Linked DNA regions of Homo sapiens: region 2 is linked to region 1. Evidence: read pairs that join two places in POLR2A ChIA-PET (ENCODE). Cell type or tissue: CD4-positive, alpha-beta T cell. All regions are shown on one strand. Region 1 overlaps OSBP2 (oxysterol binding protein 2). Region 2 overlaps OSBP2 (oxysterol binding protein 2).

What was found. ChIA-PET counts read pairs that join two places held together with the same protein. Peaks named below come from ENCODE experiments on the same cell type or tissue, not always from the same donor. Only the 100,000 strongest peaks of a DNase experiment are listed, where the experiment ranks them.
Region 2: POLR2A ChIA-PET joins it to region 1 with 5 read pairs; 7 of 35 experiments call an interaction of 5 or more read pairs at or near these places.

What each region holds. Positions count from the first base shown.
Region 1 is chr22:30,785,954-30,790,953 of GRCh38, forward strand. The region is part of intron 2 of OSBP2 (oxysterol binding protein 2); the gene reads left to right. Among named protein-coding and RNA genes, the nearest start is that of MIR3200, 57 kb to the left of the region's middle. In CD4-positive, alpha-beta T cell, no CTCF peak of the experiment used is centred here; no DNase peak of the experiment used is centred here.
Region 2 is chr22:30,892,025-30,897,024 of GRCh38, forward strand. It overlaps OSBP2 (oxysterol binding protein 2), which reads left to right. Exons shown (of 14, transcript NM_030758.4): 9 at 1,098-1,218; 10 at 1,439-1,542; 11 at 1,614-1,709; 12 at 1,793-1,977. The region is part of intron 2 of LOC107985544 (a long non-coding RNA gene); the gene reads right to left. Among named protein-coding and RNA genes, the nearest start is that of MORC2-AS1, 28 kb to the right of the region's middle. RefSeq lists enhancers at 966-1,541, 1,542-2,117. In CD4-positive, alpha-beta T cell, no CTCF peak of the experiment used is centred here; no DNase peak of the experiment used is centred here; H3K27ac peaks cover 343 bases.

The DNA of each region.
Region 1 (5,000 bases):
TCTTTATAAATTACCCAGTCTCAGGTAGTATCTTTATAGCAATATGAGAATGGACTAATACAGTTTGTGTGTGTGTGTGTGTGTGTGTGTACAGAAGTCTCGCTGTGTTACCCAGGCTGGAGTGCAATGGCACAATCTCGGCTCACTGCAACCTCCACCTTCCAGGTTCAAGCAATTCTCCTGTCTCAACCTCGAGTAGCTGGGATTACAGGCGTGTGCCACCACACCCAGCTAATTTTTTGTATTTTCAGTAGAGATGGAGTTTCACTATGTTGGCCAGGCTGGTCTCGAACTCCTGACCTCCAGTGATCCACCTGCCTCAGCCTCCCAAAGTGCTGGGATTTCAGGTGTGAACCACTGCACCCAGCCTCAGTTAGTGTATTTTAAGTCAGTTAATATTTACAATAAATATTGACTGTACATCTCTCTGTGCCAGACAGCACTAGGAGGTGAGGAGTCATGGAAAACAAAAATCAATGACACCTGCCAGAGACCCCACTGCCTGCTGTGGGGAGACAGACAAACCAATACAAAATCATGATGCAATGGCCCAATGCTTCACCATGGTGAAAGGCACCTAGCCCAGTTTTGAGGGTCGGGAAGGTTGCCTAGAGGAGGTGATATGTAAGCTGAGATCTAAAGGGTGAGGAGGAATTCACTTGTTGAAGATAGGAGGAGTACAATTGAAAATGAGGCCCAGAGGTTGGGGAGATCCTGGCTGTTCAGAGAGCTAAAGACACCTCATTGGTGGCAGGAGCAGAGGGTGGGGGTGGGGTGGGGTGGGGTGGGGATGCCTCAAGATGAGGCTGGAGAGACTAGCAGGGCAAAACATGCATCAGGAAAGGTGTTTTGTTTTGTTTTGTTTTGTACAGTCTTGCTCTGTTGCCCAGGCTGGAGTGCAATGGTGCAATCTCGGCTCACTGCAACCTCTGCCTCCCAGGTTCAAGCGATTCTCCTGCCTCAGCCTCCCAAGTATCTGGGACTACAGGCACGTGCCACCACACCAGGCTAATTTTTTGTATTTTTAGTAGAGACACGGTTTCACTGTGTTAGCCAGGATGGTCTCGATCTCCTGACCTGGTGATCCGCCTGTCTCGGCCTCCCAAAGTGCTGGGATTACAGGCGTGAGCGACTGTGCCCGGTCAGGAAAGGTCTTACCAGTCAGATTCTCCACCTGTGTTAGTCCGTTCTCACACTGCTAATAAAGACATACCCAAGACTAAGTAATTTATAAAGGAAAGGGGTTTAATAGACTCACAGTTGAGTATGGCTGGGGAGGCCACAGGAAACTTACAGTCATGGCGGAAGGGGAAGGAAACACATTCTTCTTAACATGGCGGCAGGAAGGAGACGAATGGGAGCTAAGAGGAGGGGGAAGCCCCTTATAAAACCGTCAGATCTCGTGATAACTTACTATCACGAGAATAGAATGGTCGGGGCCGGATGCGGTGGCTCACGACTGTAATCTCAGCACTTTGGGAGGCCGAGGCAGGTGGATCATTTGGGGTCAGGAGTTCCAGACCAGCATGACCAACATGGTGAAACCCCATCTCAACTAAAAATACAAAAATTAGGCGGGCATGGTGGTGCATGCCTGTAATCCCAGCGAATCGGGAGGCTGAAGCATGAGAATCACTTGAACCCGGGAGGTGGAGGTTTTGGTGAGCTGAGATCGTGCCACTGCACTCCAGCCTGGGTAACAGAAGGATACTCTGTCTAAAAAGAAAAAAGAAAAAAAAGAATAGCATAGGGGAACTGCCCCCATGATTCAGTTACCTTCCACAGAGTCCCTCCCACCATGGGGATTATGGGATTACAATTGAAGATGAGATTTGGGTGGGGACACAAAGCCAAACCATATCACCACTGGCTCTCGAGTATCAAAAGAACCTTGGAGGGGTGTTAGCTGGAGCCTGGTACTCTCGGAGCAAGGCAGGACAGTGGCCGAGGGGCCCGTGGGTCTTAGTGACAGACGGTAGTGTCGGAGGGTCTTGACAGTGGGAAAGGACAGAAGCATGGAGACTGAGAGCGCTTCAGTAGGCAGAGCCAAGCTCCATGTCTGGGCTTAACTGAACAGGACTGGGGTCTCAATCATGTCATTTACCAGCCATGTAACCTAGAACAAATAACCTCCCCCATCTTCAGTTCCTTTATTTGAAAACTAGGGCTGTTGTGAGGATGTGTGAAGTGTCAGCGCCATACCTGGTCCATATGGCCTCAGTACAAGTGACAGTGATGGTGATGGTGGGGACAGTTTGATCAGCTGCAAAGCGTCTTCTCCTGCTGAGTAGGAAGAGGAAGAGGACGGGAGTGCTACCATATCCTTTTATATACAGTTTCCCCAGTGCCATGTTAATCATTCTGCAGTTGCTGCCAAAGCAACACAGAATCCTACCCAGTTCCCATGGAAGATTTTCCTCCAAGGAGAATCCAGCAGTAGAGAGAGGCCAGCCATTTGCAACGTGGGGAGCTTTCACTCAGAGCCCTCAGTCAAACAGCCAGAATGAGCTCTGGGGCAGCTGACAGACCAGCCAAGGCCTCTCATATGATTTAATCTGACAGATACAAAAAGGAGCACAAAATGATTTTGCTGTGGCCTAGACATGCAGAGCTCCCACAATTACATGTGTCCTTTCATGAAAAATTAGATTATCACCGTAGCTCCAGCATAATGAGTCTCTAATGCCAAGGACTGTGTTAATTAATAAGTTGTACATGTTGACTTTTAAGTCAGGGCATCTTGGAGGGTGAACAATTTTATTTATTTATTTATTTTTGAGATGGAGTCTTGCTCTGTCACCCAGGCTGGAGTGCAGTGGCACCATCTCAGCTCACTGCAACCTCTGCCTCCCGGGTTCAAGCGATTCTCCTGCCTCAGCCTTCCGAGTAGCTGGGATTACAGGCGCCTGCCACCACACCCGGCTAATTTTTGTGTTTTTAGTAGAGTTGGGGTTTCGCCATGTTGGCCAGACTAGTCTCAAACTCCTGACCTCAGGTGATCCGCCCATCTCAGCCTCGCAAAGTGCTGAGATTACAAGCGTGAGCCACCACACCTGGCCAAACAATTTATTTTTAATAGCTTTGGAGAAATCTACATGTGATGACATGAAAGGGCAAAAAAATTACTCGGCATTAGCCCATTTATAGTATGTCTGGAGAGTCAGTTGACCATCTCGGAGACCATGTCCCTGCAGGAACAGATGAATAGGAAATGCTTGCTCCTGGTGCTGAGTGGTGAAAGTTTTGTTGCATCCTCTTAGAAGAACTTCAGTGCTCAACGGCTCTCAGAGGCTTCACTGTGTTGTCTCTGAGATGCAGCCTCGAGGTTGTAGGAGAGAGGATCTGGGAAGAAGTCCAACCTTGACAAGAGAGAGGGGGCCTGAATCTGGCAAGCAAGTGGGGGCCACATTCTCTGGGCATTCAGAAGCCAGGATTTCATAGGCCATGAAATCTGCTGTCTTTTAGAAGTGGGCTCCGGTCTGCTTTCTCTACACAAGTTCAAATTTTCCACCATTTCCAGGAGCCTGCAGCTAACACAAGTGAATGAGTGATTTCCTCGTCATTGACCCCATAAACTCAGATACTTGTAAAAGAGAAGTTAACTTACAGAGCATATAAAAATCAGAAAAAAACGGGAAGAGCCTACGGACAGTCCGGTACAGCTGTGTATGGATCACCCATTGGAACAAGCATTTCTTTAGGCTTCCAAGGCTGTTGGAGGACCCTAAGAGGGAAGAAAATGGTTTAGCTGGAGATGGTTTGGGTGCAGACTTTCCAGAAGGCAGTACCAGTGACCAGAAGGTGGACAGACTTCAATTCCAGCCCCAAGAGCACAGGCAGGGAGAAATGCTCTCTAAGAAGGAGGGTCTGCCCTTGAGATTCTTTGTCTGCAACAGCTTTGCATCTTCCACCAGTAAAAACTTTGTTCCCATTTTAGATCACAGTTTAATTTTATTTTGTGCCATGCTCTTTGAGGGTAAGAGGAATGTGAATCTCGGTGAAAACATGTGTTGTTTCTTGTGTACCCCTCTATACATGTGACAATGGCTATCATCTGAAAGAAGCAATGTGCAAGGGGAGAGGGTGACCCCATCTCCGTGCTACAAGGTGACTGGGCTGCAGAAGGAGGATGCAGCCCCTTGGGTCAGCAGATGGGTTTTGTTGGAGTGGCCCATTGGGTGTGGGTGTCTTGGGCTGGAGGTGATGTGGATGACGCACAGGGCTTATTCTTTGTGCCCTCTCAAGCTTCACCTTTGGCCCTGGCCTACAGGGATTCCGGGTTCAGGAAAGACTTTGAATCTGCAGCCACATGAAAATACATGGCACTGCTGTGGACCCACTTTTTAAGGAGGGGGGGGCGGGGAAAGCATAGAAAAGATTTGACAGCTTGAAACTACATCAGCCAGTTTGTAGAGGTTTTGGCCACTCTTCTAGTTTCCATACACATGATCCGTGATGGATTTGGAGGGGCATGGGAAAGAGGACAAAGCCAGAGGCTCCTCATTAGTCTTGGGAATTCAAGGAGACTTCAGTTTGGTAGCTGCACTTGGAGAGATTGTGTGTGTGCGCACACACATGTGGTTGCTCCAAGGCAGTTTCTACTGCTGCTTGCTCATGTGTCTGTAGCTTCCAGGCAGTTTTTCAGCAAGACTGTAAGCCAGATGCAAAAGCAAACCTGAAGAGATATGTCAAACTGCATTAAAAAAAAAAAAAAAAAGAGGGAGCATACTTTATAGGTTAAAGGAAATTTTTTTGATATGTGGTAATTTACTGAGAATCCACTGACAAATGTGGTTAAGGGTCATTTCAGGACCAATAAGCTTTTGGATGAACAATTTAAAAATCCGTTAAGGGATATTCCTTCCCGTATCTCTATGTTTGCTTCATCGAATCACGTGGTTGCCCTGAAGGGGAAATAGGATTCATTTGTTGGTTTTTAAATTCCTTGCTTGGAAGGATTTGGACAGTCAAGGCCAATGTGATCCCTGTTTCAAACTTCT
Region 2 (5,000 bases), 110 kb after region 1:
TGCACCCCGGGTGGGGCCTGCCTCCTGACCTGCCAGAGGAACCCTCCACTGCGATGGAGGGAGTGGCCCACAGGGAAGCCTGGGGAGATGGAGGTGGGAGTGGAGGGGGCAGATGCTGGATGCGATTTGAAGGAAGGGCAGGAAGGGTTTGCTTAGGGTTAGAGGAGGAGCATGAGGAGGGCCAGAGAGGCTGCAGAGCGTTTGGTGTGAGCAGCTGGAAGGGCAGGATGCTGAGGTATAGGCGAGGAGGAGGCAGAGCTTCCTATGGGCTCCTTGGGGAGGGATCAGCTGAGCTCAGGGCCAGCTAACCCATCTCCTGGGGCATAGGAAGCAAGTGGGCACCTCTTACAGAGACAGGAAGTGAGGCGAGGCACACTGCGGGCAGCGGGATCCCGGCTCTGCCTGTCTGAGGGGAGATGAGATGTCCAAGGGCAGCTGGAGGCCAGGGGCAGGGCTAGGCTAGGGCTGCTGTCCTGGGGAGTGGGTAGACTTAGGAGAGGGAAGCCTGGGCCCCACAGCCAGAGCAGCATGGAATAAGGAAGAACAGACAAGGGAGGCTTGGTGGAACTGCCAGCAAGGCAGGGGAGGGCCGGGCCCGGGGCAGTGCATCGATGTGGATGCCTGCTCTGGAGCCAGGCTGGCCAGAGGCAGGGCCCGACTGCCCCTTGGCTAAAATCACTCTGCCAGTCTGGGCCCCCTTGGTATAACATGGCACAGCAGACACACCTGGTGTGTGGGGAGGATTAGATGAGAAGTGGACATGGAACCTTCGGCATAGTGTGACACCCTTTATCAGCCCTCAGTGCACCTGTCACAGACATGTCTTTGAGCATGAGGTCCACCATCACCCCTATTTCACAGCCCAGGAGCCAGGCACTGAGAGGCTCAGGACAGCACCCGGATGCTTTTCTGCTCAAGGCAGTGCCTTCCTGGGGGCCTGCCTTGGGTCCATGGCCACCTGAGGAACAGCCAGGACTGCTCCTATGGCCACAGAGCTGTGCCTGCTGAGGCAGGGCAAGCTGTCCCTCCCTGGCTGGGGCAAGTGGAACCTGGGCTCATGTCTGGCAGATGCTCACATCCTATGGGTCTGGTCTCAGGTGAGCCACCACCCCCCCTCAGCTGCGCACTACGTGTTCTCCAAGCATGGCTGGAGCCTCTGGCAGGAGATCACCATCTCCAGCAAGTTCCGGGGAAAATACATCTCCATCATGCCGCTAGGTGAGCTGGGGCCCGGTGCCTTCCTGGGACACAGAGACATTGTGCATAAGAGGGAGGATTCTGGTGATGCAAAAGCCAGCTGGGGGCTTCCAAGGGAGACCTCCCTGTAGGCCTGCCTCTTCAACCCCCCAGCCTAGTTCTCAAGACACCAGGCCTAAGGGCAGACTGGCCAGAGCCCTGCATGGGGGGGCATGACCTCTGACCTGTCCCCTGCCTCCAGGTGCCATCCACTTAGAATTCCAGGCCAGTGGGAATCACTACGTGTGGAGGAAGAGCACCTCAACTGTTCACAACATCATCGTGGGCAAGCTCTGGATCGACCAGGTCAGGGGCGCCCTTGGGGAGGGGGTGCATGGCCCGGGGGCTGGCCGCTGACCACTGCCCTCCTTCGCCAGTCAGGGGACATCGAGATTGTGAACCATAAGACCAATGACCGGTGCCAGCTGAAGTTCCTGCCCTACAGCTACTTCTCCAAAGAGGCAGCCCGGAAGGTAAGCAGGACCAGCCACCTCTAAGCACCCCAGGGGGCCCAGGGCAGAGTCTGCACCTACGCTGGTCCTGCCAATGTCCACAGGTGACAGGAGTGGTGAGTGACAGCCAGGGCAAGGCCCATTACGTGCTGTCCGGCTCGTGGGATGAACAAATGGAGTGCTCCAAGGTCATGCATAGCAGTCCCAGCAGCCCCAGCTCTGACGGGAAGCAGAAGACAGTGTACCAGACCCTGTCAGCCAAGCTGCTGTGGAAGAAGTACCCGCTGCCGTGAGTAGGGCTGGCAGGGGCCCCGCCACAGGCAAAGGAGAGGGAAGGAGGACAGTGGACAGAAAGCAACTGACAGGCACAGGAGGTCGGGAGGGTTCAGTCCACACATGGGCAGAGAACAGTATTATGCAGCCGACATCCCAGTGTGAAGGCAGACACCGAACAGTAAATAAATGTGAAACTATCAAACACTATGCACAGACTTTAAGCGAGGTGATAGGACAGAGCCCCTCCCTGTTCCTCCCTACAAGAAATAAAAAACATACTTGAAAATAACCACAGGAAATAGAAAACTATAAAATGTGGCATAGGAAAGTCCAAAGAGAACAAATAGAAATTCGACAAAGGGAAAAAAAAATGACTGACATTGAGAACCCTGTGGAATGGTTTAGTAGCTAGAATCTATCACCTGAACACAGGTCAGAAGAAGTGACAGAACTGCATTTAAAGAGACAAAACCCAGAAAAGACAGGAAGCTACAGGGAGAAGACAGAGTGAGGTCCCTGGAGCAGGCTCCCTGGCCTCTCCTGGGAGCGAGTTTGAGTGCAGTCTCCCGTCAGACCTCCTGCAATGGAATCTGCATTTCTGTAAGCTTGCTCAGCAAGATTGAGAGCAGGGTTTGGCATTTCTAGCGAGAGTCCCAAAAGGAAAGAGGGACTGTACCTGAAGATAAAAATAACAAAGAAATTCCTGCACCTAAATCTATGCAGTGAAACTAAATCAGAGAGAAACTATTAAGCAGCCAGATTTTAAAAAGACATCACTTTCCGAGGAGCTGTCCCCTTATCAACAGAAATGGGAGCTTGAAGACAGTCAAATGATATCTTCCGTGAGTTGAAAGATGCACTGCCAGCCTAGAATTATACACCCAGGGAGACCATCTTTAAAGAATGAAGGTGAAATCAAGGCATTTTCAGGCAAACAAAAAGCTTACTTTGGCACCAGCAGACCTGCACAAAAGGATATACCTCAGGCAGGAGGAAACTGACCCCAGAGGGAAGATCTGAGAATAACGGATACTGTGCACCTAAATTAAAGCTGAATAAACAAGAATAACGTGGGGTACAACATTTTAGAATGTGGCTGCACAGTACGAAGAGGAATGAAGGGAGGGAAACTGCTCAAAGGCCCCCCCGCCATGCTGCCCTGGAAGAGGATCAAGATGCACATTCGCTTCTGAGTGTATGAAGTATGTTTATTGCGATTCCTAGGGTAACCGCTAAAATAACCCATTTAGCTGGAATCCCAGAAGGAAAGAAGAAGAAGAAGAAAAAAAACAAAGAGGGAGATAAAATGAAGATAAATTTCCCAAAGTAAAAGCAAAGAGATGAAAGACCCTGTACTGAAAGGGCCTATAGCGTGCTGAAGACAAGAAATAAAGAAAAATGTTCATCTAGATCATGCTATAGTCAAAATGAAGACCGAAGAAAAAATTCTAATAGCTTCCAGGGAGGAGCAAAAGATTTTAGTCAAGGATAAAGAATTAGACATCAGATTTTTCAATAACCAACATTGGATTAATATTTTCTAAGTTAGAAAATTCTACTTTCTAATTTTGTATCTAGTCAAACTGACATTCACATATGGGGCCATATCCTTAGGCACGCAGCCTCGGAAGTTTTGCCACACAAAAACCCACAATGAAAACAGTATTGGGCCTGGTGTGGTGGCTCACGCCTGTAATCCCAACACTTTGGGAGGCCGAGGCAAGCAGATCACTTGAGGTTAGGAGTTCAAGACTACCCTGGCCAACATGGAGAAACCCCGTCTCTACTAAAATACAAAAATTAGCCAGGCATGGTGGCACGCACCTGTAATCCCAGCTACTCAGGAGGCTGAGGCATGAGAATCACTTGAATCTGGGAGGCAGAGGTTGCAGTGAGCCGAGATCGTGCCACTGCACTCTAGCCTGGGAGGAAAAAAAAAAATGAAAACAGTATTGGACACAGTACTTTAAAGGGGAGGATGGGGGGAGCAAGGATGTCACAATAGATGAATAAAGGGGTTTTGTTTGTTTTTTTGTTGTTGTTTGTTTTGAGATGGAGTCTCACTCTGTCGCCCAGGCTAGAGTGCAGTGGCATGATCTTGGCTCACTGCAACCTCTGCCTCCCAGGTTCAAGCGATTCTCCTGTCTCAGTCTTCCGAGTAGCTGAGATTACAGGGGCATGCTACTGTGCTCGCCTAATTTTTGTATTTTTAGTAAAGACGGGGTTTCACCATGTTGGCCAAGCTGGTCTTGAACTCCTGACCTCAAGTGATCGGCACACCTCGGCCTCCCAAAGTGCTAGGATTACAGGTGTGAGCCACCACACCCAGCCTAAAAGTTATTTTTTAAACAACTACTAGGATCAAAGAAAAAGAGAAAACATGCTCATAATAATGCAGATTTAAAAGTTTAGATAATCTTAGCATGATGGAATTTGAGGAGAAGGGGAAGGATCTGAGGGATGTGAAGAAATGCTAAGTTCTTATTGGAAGGAAGAAACATTTATAAGACTGTTAAAATGGTAAGAGAAAATTAAAAAGTAGCACAAACAAAAACTATAAATTAACATGATAGCAATAGGCCCAAGCATTATCAATGATTATAATAAATATAAATAGATGAAGCTCACCAGTTAAAAAGCAAACTACTGGCAAACTGGATTTTTTTTTTTTTTTTAAGAGACAGAGTCTCGCTCTGTTACCCAGGCTGGTATCCAGTGGCACGATCACAGCTCACTGCAGCCTCAAACACCCAGGTTCAAGTGATCCTCACCTCACACTCCTGAATAGCTAGGACTACAGGCATGCACCACCATGCCTGGCTAATTTTTAAAAATTTTTTATAGAGACAGGGTGTCACTATGTTGCTCTGTCTGATTTCAAACTCCTGGCCTCAAGTGATCCTCCAGCCTCAGCCTCTCAAAGTGCTGGGATTATAGGCACAAGCCACCATGCCCGGCCTAACTGGATGTGTTAAAATCCAGATACCCAGACCTTCTAAGAGGTTCCCAAAATATAAAGGTATATAAAAGTTGAAA